2 separate regions of the Homo sapiens genome follow, and region 1 is linked to region 2. A link is an interaction called in ENCODE POLR2A ChIA-PET data of the cell type or tissue named here. Cell type or tissue: PC-3. All regions are shown on one strand. Each heading gives the region's core, and the rest is flanking DNA. Links, peaks and the distances in the headings are about the cores only. Region 1 has its middle 15 kb from the start of MIR183. Region 2 overlaps AHCYL2 (adenosylhomocysteinase like 2).

What was found. Peaks named below come from ENCODE experiments on the same cell type or tissue, not always from the same donor. Only the 100,000 strongest peaks of a DNase experiment are listed, where the experiment ranks them.
Region 1: POLR2A ChIA-PET joins it to region 2 with 7 read pairs; 2 of 35 experiments call an interaction of 5 or more read pairs at or near these places.

The regions. Positions count from the first base shown.
Region 1 is chr7:129,787,690-129,793,068 of GRCh38, forward strand. No RefSeq gene overlaps it. Among named protein-coding and RNA genes, the nearest start is that of MIR183, 15 kb to the left of the region's middle. RefSeq lists enhancers at 1-308, 309-818, 4,733-5,233. In PC-3, for the core only: no CTCF peak of the experiment used is centred there; a DNase peak (open chromatin) is centred at 2,642; H3K27ac peaks cover 514 bases.
Region 2 is chr7:129,377,849-129,383,227 of GRCh38, forward strand. AHCYL2 (adenosylhomocysteinase like 2) reads left to right here. Exons shown (of 17, transcript NM_015328.4): 2 at 1,790-1,901. Among named protein-coding and RNA genes, the nearest start is that of STRIP2, 54 kb to the right of the region's middle. RefSeq lists a silencer at 4,693-4,877. In PC-3, for the core only: no CTCF peak of the experiment used is centred there; no DNase peak of the experiment used is centred there.

The DNA.
Region 1 (5,379 bases), core at 139-5,138, 410 kb after region 2:
TCCACCTCTAGGCTTCAGTTTCCTCATTTGTAAAGTGAGGGCTGGAAGGAAAAGCCTTTCCTGTCTTCCTTCATCCCTTTATTTTTCTTTTCCAAGACACGTTGAGGCAGAAACAGAGGCAGACAAGCTGGGCTGCACTTGGACCAACGGAGCCCACTATGCTAGATATGCATGGGACAACAGACGTCCCACGCCGCTTCTGGATGTCACATGCTCTTCTAACTGGTTAAACTAGCACATGCGGTGGGGCTTGGTGGCTCATGCCTGTAATCCCAGCACTTTGGAAGGCCGAGGCGGGCGGATCACGAGGTCAGGAGATCGAGACCATCCTGGCTAACACGGTGAAACCCCCGTCTCTACTAAAAATACAAAAAATTAGCCTGGCGTGGTGGCGGGTGCCTGTAGTCCCAGCTACTCCGGAGGCTGAGGCAGGAGAATGGTGTGAACCTGGTAGGCGGAGCTTGCAGTGAGCCGAGATGGCGCCACTGCACTCCAGCCTGGGCGACAGAGCGAGACTCCGTCTCAAAACAAAACAAAACAAAACAAAACTAGCACATGCTACCCCAAGAACTTAATCATCAAGTCCCACAGGTCTGGGTTTTTGTTTTTGTTTGGTTTTTTTTTTAGACAGAGTCTTCTCTGTGTCACCCAAGCTGGAGTACAGTGGCACAATCTCGGCTCACTACAACCTCCATTCAAGTGATTCTTGTGCCTCAGCCTCCAAAGTAGCCGGGATTACAGGCACATGCCACCCCACCCCAGCTAGTTTTTATATTTTTAGTAAAGACAGGGTTTTGCCATGTTGGCCAGGCTAGCCTTGAACTCCTGGCCTCAAGTGAGCTGCCCACCTCAGCCTCCCAAAGTGCTGGGATTACAGGCCTGAGCCACTGCGCCTGGTCTGGATCTTAAAGCAGAGACCATGTGGGCCTTCGAGGAGCTCACATTCTCCTTGAGATGAAAAGGAAGCATGCTGGATAATGCTCCCAGCCTCTGCTGCAGAGAAACCAAAGCTGGCCTGCTCCCCTGCCAGCAGAGACTAAGTGGGGTGGTCTGAGATTGAGGAGCCAACAGACTCAGCAAACACATGCTGACAATCCTCCTCATTTGGTCTTATTCACCAGCAGAGCCCCCATGGGTATAAGTCCAGCCATCAGGTGACAGGAGGAGCGGCTGAGCCAGGGCTGGATTCGGGGAACGCTCCTCTTCCTCTTCCTCCCACCTCCCCAAGCTAGGGTGTCAGGAATGTATCCTAACCTTGGGCCTAGCCTTGGGCTCCCTTCCATCCTTGGTTTTGGAGTTAGGGAGCTGCTCCCCTCCAACCCTACTTCAATGGGTCCCCAACACAAACCCAGGCCTCAGCCCTAGGCCACCTGCCAGCTGATGGGGTCTCTTTAAGGAATTGATTTCCACAAGTCCCTGAAGTGTTTCTTCGGCAGTAAATCTCCTGCCACCCAGGCTTTCTGGCCCATGAATGATTTAGCGCCTTGGAGGGGTTGGAACCGTCTTCCTGTGCAGTGGAGGCCTGCAGTGGTGACATCACAGCTGCAATGGTGATGGATGGACTCTTCTACCCTAATGGGGAGGAGAATGCACAGGCCGCTGGGAGGGGTCAGGCCATGAAAGTAAGTACCCATCTGGCTCCGCAGATTTCTGGTTTGGGGTTCTTACTGATGGACCAGCTAGCTAATTGCCCTCGGAGGTACCTAGAGAAAGGGCCCGAGTCCATCTCTCTGTCCCCAGCCCAGAGGGACACAGGCTCATGTCACTTTGAGGTTTGCCTTTCCAATTCCTAAAGTGCTCTGAATTATACCGAGCGCCGTCTTCCCTTGCTCCAGTGACAGCACGCATACACTCCAACACACACATGCACCTGCATGGGTGTGCACACACATGCACCTGCATGGGTGTGCACACACACATCCACTGTTCTCAACAACTCTCTCAGGAAGTTCATCATTATGTCCCACCTAAACGTTTCTTGCTACTGGGGAAGCCCATTTTTCTCTGATTCCATCTGGAATTGACAGAGAACAGCTGGTCATTATTAGCCATATGCTCCCCCTCCAAGCACACATGGTGAATAGCAGCATGTTCTTGGTCCCTTCTCCACTCAGAGCCCCCTCCCCCATCATCTCTCCTCTAAGCATCAATGACCCTAGTTATCTCTGTTCCACCAGCCTTTGGGGGAAATGACAAGGCTTTAGTCAGTCAGCATCCACAGGGTGCCAACTTCTTCAAGGGAGGGTAGGAAGTGGAGGGGGTGGTCTCTGAGGCAGGGAGTAGCCTCTGCCCACTCTTGCCATCCCTGACACCAGCTGGCCCTGGCCTATCTTGGAGTAAGTATAACTTGGAGGAGGAGGTAAATTTCCTGCTTCAAAATAGCTTCCCCCCATTGCCTATCCTATAGAGACAGCCATTGGCTTGATTTTTCTCTAAGATTGAAACTGGGGTATGCACCATGCAAATTCACTGCTATGGTGCACATCCCGGATTGGTACTGGGGTGTGCAACATGTGAATTCACTGGTATCACATACATGTTAGCATGTCTTAGTTTGGGCATTCCAGTGCGTGTGTAATAATATCTCATCATGGTTTTAATTTACATTTCCTTGATGACAAATGATGTGAGCATCTTTTCATGGGCTTACGTGCCTGTGTGACTGAGTGTGAGGGAGACAGAAGAAAGGCCTGGCTCTGGAGCGTTAGGGGAATGTTGCAGAGTGAGACGCCACAATGAAGGGCTCCAGGCACTTCGGAGCTCACTGTGGAAACTGGGCACAGGTGAGCCAAGAGAGAGCCAAGGAAGCAAGCAGCTTCAACTGAGGCCAGATGGATCATGGTGCACAAAATTCTTCCCTGAACCCTTTTTTTTTTTTTTTGAGACATTTGTTGCCCAGGCTGAAGTGCAGGGGTGTGATCTCAGCTCACTGCAACCTCCGCCTCCTGAGTTCAAGCGATTCTCCTACCTGAGCCTCCCGAGTAGCTGGGATTACAGGAGCCCGCCACCACCTGGGCTAATTTTTGTATTTTGGTAGAGACAGAGTTTTACCATGTTGGCCAGGCTGGGCTTGAGCTCCTGAGCTCAAGTGATCTGCACACCTCAGCCTCCCAAAGTGCTAGGATTGCAGGTGTGAGCTACTGTGCCAGGACCCAAACACTTTTTCATTTTCCCCTCAGATCTCTGAAGGGTGGGAAGATCTGAGGCTTCCTGTGAGTGTGCATTTTCCAAGTTCACTCAGAGGGCACTTGGCAGATGAAGGCTCAGACCCAAGCGTTCTCGCTCCCGGCCTCCATAGTACCACTTTGCTGTTTACAAAGTGCTTTCATGGACATCATCTCATCTGATTCTCAGGATAACCCCATTTTACGAGTGAGAAAACTGAGACTTGGAGAGATTGAGTGGCTTGCTCAAGCCATCCAGCTAGTGAGCTGCAGAGCAGAGGAGACTCCTCGGGCTCCTCCGTTTGTCCCTAGAGAGGCTCATCTGACCTCCACCTCTCTTGTTGGGATTGATGGAGTCCGCTCTGCCCTGCTTAACTCTGCTGGGGGCAACTGCAGGAACTTACTCAGACCACCTGTCCTAGGTGCTGAGCCAGTCCCGACTTAGTTTCAGCTGAGCCACATTTAGAGAACTGTTAACATGGTGGTGTTGACCTTACCTGTAAGACCCCTGGCCACCTCACTCAGGTTGCTCTCAGTCATGAGATTAGAAAACCAAGATATTCCTCCCAAAGACTCTTCTCACATTTGTTGTATCTTCTGTTTTAATCATGAAAATCCAGATATGGCCGGGTGTGGTGGCTCACGCCTGTAATCCCAGCACTTTGGGAGGCCGAGGCGGGCGAATCACGAGGTCAAGAGATCGAGACGATCCTGGCCAACGTGGTGAAATGTCATCTTTAATAAAAACACAAAAATTAGCTGGGCGCGGTGGTGCATGCCTGTAGTCCCAGCTATCCAGGAGGCTGAGGCAGGAGAATGGCTTGAACCTGGGAGACGGAGGTTGCAGTGAGCCGAGATCACGCCACTGTACTACAGCCTGGCAACAGAGCGAGACTCTGTCTAAAAAAAAAAAAAAATCCAGGTACAAAATGCCTTATTACCACACAGGGTGAGATCTCGCCCTGACTTTATTCACTACCTGCAAGCTCAGACCCCCATCTCCGATGGTCCCAAAGCCCATAAGTTGACAGTACCTGTCTGACACATAGTAGGCATTCATTAAATGTTCGTTGAATGAATTTGAATGGGGTTCGTTGAATGGGATTTGTTAATGAACACGGCTTCCTTTTCCTGAACTGTGATTAATTTTAAAACCCAAGAGGAGGGAAGTGACATTTATTGGGTAGGTCTTTCCATTCCTCACCTCTGCCGTGTGAGGTTAGCATTATTATGCCATTTTATGGATGAGAAAATGGAAGCTAAGGCTGGGTGCGGTGGCTCACGCCTGTAATCCCAGCATTTTGGGAGGCCGAGGCAGGCAAATTACCTGAGCTCAGGAGTTCAAGACCAGCCTGACCAACATAGCAAAACCCTGTCTCTACTAAAATACAAAAAAATTAGCCAGATGTGGTGGCACACGCCTGTAGTCCCAGCTACTTGGGAGGCTGAGGCAGGAGAATCGCTTGAATCCAGGAGGTGGAGGTTGCAGTGAGCCGAGATCACATCACTGCACTCCAGCCTGGGTGACAGAGCGAGACTCCATCTCAAAAAATAAAAAAAAGAAAGAAAATGGAAGCTTGAGGGGTTCAATAATTTGGTTACTCAGCTAGGATGGGGTAGAGCCAGCATTTGAACTGGGTCTGAGTGCCACACTGACCCTCTGTCCATTGTACATGAGGAGAGAAATCCTGGGTGTCCCTGGATAAGCCCAGAGGCTTCCAGTGGGCAGGGAGCCAGCCTGAGATCCTGGGCTCTAGAGATGCCTTGGCCTCATTGGGCTGACTGTGTCAGTCACAGATCCTGGTCAAAAGCTATGAATTTCAAACTTTACTCTAGAGCTGTATTCCAATACAGCATCAGCTGAACAACAGAGAAAGCTGCTCTGCTCCAAAGTAGCAGTCTCTAGTCCAGGGGACTTTCCAACCATTTTGAAATCAGCAGTCCAGCCCCTGCCATCCCAGCCTGTGCCTGTCTCAGGCCACACACAGCAGCCATTTGCAGCTTGTGGTTGCTACTGGCCAAGTTCACCAGAGGCCCGGATACCAGCATGATGGTTCCCAGCCCCCCGCCGGGGAGGAGGAGAGGGGGTCATTGTGGAGATGATAATGCTGCTCCATGAATGTCCAACTTCCTGAAAACCACCGGGACACATTTCGTTTATGTGCTTGTTTATCTCAGGCCTGCTTCCAGAAGGGCTCCGAGGAGCAGACAATGA
Region 2 (5,379 bases), core at 50-5,049:
TTGTAAGAAAATCATTATCAAATAATCATCCAAAATGCAATGTCCAGAGTATGATATGAGGCTTATACATATTCATTCAATTAATCTGCTCCTTCTACATCTATTATAGTTAATGATCAATCTTACTGCTTTTAGGTATTTTATAATATCAAATATTTAAAAATAAATTAATATTTACTTACTAGCCAGGCGTGGTGGCTCACGCCTGTAATCCCAGCACTTTGGGAGGCCAAGGCAGGTGGATCACAAGGTCAAGAGATTGAGACCGTCCTGGCCAACATGGTGAAACCCCGTCTCTACTAAAAATACAAAAATTAGCTGGGCATGGTGGCACACACCTGTACTCCCAGCTACTTGGGAGGCTGAGGCAGGAGAATTGCTTGAACCCAGGAGGTGGAGGTTGCAGTGAGCCGAGATCAAGCCACTGCACTCCAGCCTGGCTACAGAGTGAGACTCCATCTAAAAAAAAAAAAATAAATTTACTTACTAGTACTGGAAAGCTAACTAATATATTTTAAAAAGCTTTAACAAATTAGAGTGGCTACCTGCAAGAGTTACGAGAGCATTGAACCGTAGGGGTTGGGTAGGGAGTAGATTTATTGAATTTCCTGCTATGTTTCAATTTACACACATTGTCTCATTGAACCCTCTCTAAAACCTGTGAGGTAAGTACTTTTATCTCTGTTGTATTTATGGAAAAATGAGACTCACTAAAGCATCTTGAGCAACATTACACAGCTAATGAGTGGCATAGCCAGAATTTAAATGCAATTTCAGAATGTTCATTCTTAATGAAAAGGCTTTTTAAAAATTATTAAATCATTACCATTTCCTGAGATTCTTGAAACCTGAATGCAAGTGATTTTGCCTTCCTGTACCTTGCAATTTTCTCATCTAGATATGTGGAGCTTACAAATATGATAATCTCAAATATTCTTTCTTGTACCTTGCAATTTTCTCATCTAGATATATGGAGCTTACAAATATGATAATCTGAAATATTCTTTCCAGTTTTACTTTTCAGTGAAACTGTATAAAATATTTCTGAATATGACTCAATTTTCTAAAAATTTAACCAGAATATCCCATTCTCTATTTGTGGGGAGTGGGGTGTCACAATTTTATTGTAAAAAGCATATAGTCAAAGAGTAGCCAGGCACACTGGCTCATGCCTATAATCCCAGCACTTTGGGAGGCCAAGGTGGGTGAATCACTTGAGGTCAGGAGTTCGAGACCAGCCTGGCCAACATGGTGAAATGCTGTCTCTACTAAAAATATAAAAATTAGCAGGTCATTGTGGTGTGTGCCTGTAATCCCAGCTACCAGGAGGCTGAGGCATGAGAATCACTTGAACCCAGAAGGTGGAGGTTGCAGTGAGCCGAGATCGTGCCACCGCACTGCAGCCTGGGTGACAGAGTAAAAGTCCATCTCAAAAAAAAAAAAAAAAAGTGTATCAAAGATTTAAATTTGATTAGAAACATAGTAGGTAAAGAATGAGACATTGCCAGACACAGTGACACATGCTTGTAGTCCCAGCTGTGTGAGAGGATTGCTTGAACCCAGGAGTTCAAGGCCAGCCTGGGCAATATGGAAAGACCCCATCTCTATTTAAAAAAAAAAAGAAGAATGAAAAAGTATTCTTATCTTCAAAGGGTCTTAATATCCCAAACATAGGTTGATACAATCAGATCAACTGTTAGGGAAGGTGAAAGCCTGTAATACAAGCCTTGAATTGCTGTCTCAAAATGGAGGTTCTTTTTCTTTATATAACTAGGTTTCTTTTTCTTAGCAGATCCAGTTTGCTGACCAGAAGCAAGAATTCAACAAACGTCCCACCAAAATTGGACGTCGCTCTTTGTCTCGTTCCATTTCTCAGTCATCTACTGACAGCTACAGCTCAGGTGAGTACTGAACTGCTGTGGACCCAGCTGTTGAGGCTAATAAGTACGATCTCAATGGGCCCTCCTGTCTATCCAAGGCTAATTAAGCATGACCAAGACTGTGCTTTGAATAAATACTTCGAGTCAAAATTTAGACTAAAATGCTGGGTGGAATATTTGGATTTCTCTTGGCAATTCAGAGTGGAGCTTAATAGAGGCCTCCTCTTCCAATAGAGTCAGAAGAGGGTGATTAAGGAAATTGAATTCTTTAATCTACTCAGAAGGGTGGGAATATGTCATTGATGATCTTTCCGGAACAGTATGTGTATATACTTGTGGTCTTTTTTTTTTTTCATCCTTTGAAAATAAAAAAGAAATTCTTCATCCCTCCATCTGGTACTTGCAAATTAACAGGGAAACCTCAATTGCCCCAAGAAGTAATGACACACTGTAGCTAGTTCAAGCAAGTGAGCCCTTTGCCTTCTCTCCTAAGCTGTGACATTGGACTTCTTGTTATTCCTCCCATCCTTTGCACTGGCATTAACTCAGATACATGTGCCCTGGGACTGAGTTATCATTTAATGCCAGGTGAGCTGTTACTGTGTAGGACCCCTTGAAGGCATCGGCTAGTATGCTAAACGCTGCCTAGTATGAGTCGGATTTAATATGGAGTTAGTTTATTTTGCTCTTGTGTTGGGATGTGATAGGGAGCTGAGTGCTTGCCCTAGTTACCTCTTCACATTATAAATAGTAATATTCATTAGAAAATGTTTATTATGACCTGAAATTTTATTTGTTCTTCGTACAAATAGGAAAGTAATATTTGTTATATAAAGTTGAAAAACAGTTGTTTGGGAAGCTGTAGCTTTTAGGCTGGGTAGATTATTTATATACTTTTTACATTTGTCTTTTTACTTTCCCCCCACAGTAACAGTGAATGATGTAAAGCATATGATATCACTTCCTATGGATTTTTATCTAAAGATACAGAATCTTGTACTACCTTTTTTGTGGGGTAGCACAAGATTTGAGACAGGGTCTCACTCTGTCACCCAGGCAGGAGTGCAAGTGGCATGGTCATAGCTCACTGCAGCCTTGACCTCACGGACTCAAGTGATCCTCCCACCTCAGTCTCCTGAGTAGCTGAGACCACAGGCACCCACCACCATGCCTGCCTAAATTTAAAATTATTTGTAGAGATGGAATCTCACCATGTTGCCCAGGCTGGTCTTGAACTTCTGAGCTCAAATGATTCTCCTCAGCCTACCAAAGTTCTGGGATTACAGGCGTGAGCCACTGCGCCAGGCCAGGAAACCTATCTTATTCTGCTGAAATAAGCAGTGTTGAAAATTCACAAACTGGTTAATGTAACTCTGGAAACCACAATAATTGTGAAAAATGTGAATTGTAAAATAGTTTGTAACATTTCAAGCTGTGGGTTTGTGCATGTTATCTAAAGATTGATACTAAATAATAATAATATCAAATTTTAACTCCAGCTCAGTCTCTCCCCTACACACTAGATATACATATCCAACTATATTCCTGCAGAGGAAACCAATACCTGCCTTCCCACCCAGTCCCCATAGGCAGGGAGGGTACTTTAAAAAATATCTATTTACCTGGAAGAGAGTAATTAATGCTCTTAGTTTCTAAGTGAGCACATAGTGGCTTGGCATAGCTCATTGGTGAATGATATAGACTGGTATCATCCTGGTAAACTTGGACCTTTTAGATTAAACTATATGAAATTATCATTTTTATAAGTCAAAAATTGTCTACCTAATGTATCTGTTTAATGATACTAAGTTCAGGCACAGGAAGTCAAAACATCCTGGAGATGAAAAAGAACTTAAAGATCTCATTCTGCTTCCCTCTAATTGCTGACCTCTTTGGAACATAGGGTGCTACTTACTATACATAGTTATTTATCTCCTGATAAGTTCTTATATAATCCCTGGAATTTAAAGATTTTATTTAAAATTTGCTGGCTTTGGTTGCCTGATTTAGGGGTATCCCACTGTCCTGGTTACCCTCATCTGGATCTATTTCAGATTAGGTATCATTTTAAAAACATTATGCCTATCAACATAATATTCTCAGTGGTCTGAACTAATCTACAGGAAGTGTTAGTTCTGTAAACTCAGTGCTTTTAAAATGAAACCCAAAATGTTTGCTTCTTTAGCAGCTGCATCACATGCACTGTTACCTTGTTTTGTTTTTTGTTTCTTTCTTTTTCTTTTCCCCTTTGAGTGAATGGTTGTCAAGCCCTTTTAAACAGACTCTGACTAGAAATGCCTACTATCCTGATTATTGGACTAGGAGTTAGGAGAGACCTAGTTTCTAGTCTTTGATCCATGTTTGATTTGTTGTGTGACGCTGGAAAACTCTTGCACCTGGCATCTTCGTAACACAGACAATGGAAAGTTATATACAATGATAGAAAAAGAGTTTCATGTGCATCGAATGAAAAGCCAAAAGTAATGGAACTGACTCACAACTCTCTAAATATGACAAGACATATATGCAAATATGTGTCAATAAAAACTTGGGGCCCATTTTCAGCATATGTTATAATTTAAATGACTAGGCTGGGCACAGTGGCTCATGCCTGTAATTCCAGCAATTTGGGAGGCCGAGACAGGCAGATCACCTGAGGTCAGGCATTCAAGACCAGCCTTGCTAACACGGTGAAACCCCGTCTCCACAAAAAATTTAAAAATTAGCCAGGCGTCGTGGCGCATGCCTGTAATCCCAGCTACTCCGGAGTCTGAGGCATGAGAATCGCTTGAACCCAGGAGACAGAGGTTGCAGTGGGCCAAGATTGTGCCACTGCACTTCAGCCTGGGCAATAGAGTGAGACTTTTTTTTATTTAATAAAAAAAAATAATTTTAGGCAGGGCGCGTTGGCTCACGCCTATAATCCCAGCACTTTGGGAGGCTGAGGTCGGCGAATCACCTGAGGCCGGGGGTTCGAGACCAGCCTGACCAACATGGAGAAACCCCATCTCTACTAAACATACAAAAATTAGCCAGGTGTGGTGGCACATGCCTGTAATCCCAGCTACTCGGGAGGCTGAGGCAGGAGAATTGCTTGAACCCAGGAGGCAGAGGTTGCGGTGAGCCAAGATCATGCCATTGCACTCCAGCCTGGGCAACAAGAGTGAAACTATGTCTCAAAAAAAATTAATAATTTAAATGACTATAGAAATTAACACTGGAAAGCCCCAAAGACTCATCCTTGGACCTCTTCCCTTCTCAGTTTATACTTTCTCCCTAGATGAACTCATTTATCTCATAGGTTTAAATATCATGTATTGGTGTTTGATTCTCATATTTTATCCAGCTCAAATCTGTCTCCTATATACTAGATTCATATATACAACTGCCTGCTGAGTCCTTTCACTTGAATGTTTTATAGATATCTCTTTTTATTTTATTCTATTTTTTTTTAAGAGACAGGGTCTTGCTTTGTTGTCCAGGCTGGAGTGTAGTGGCA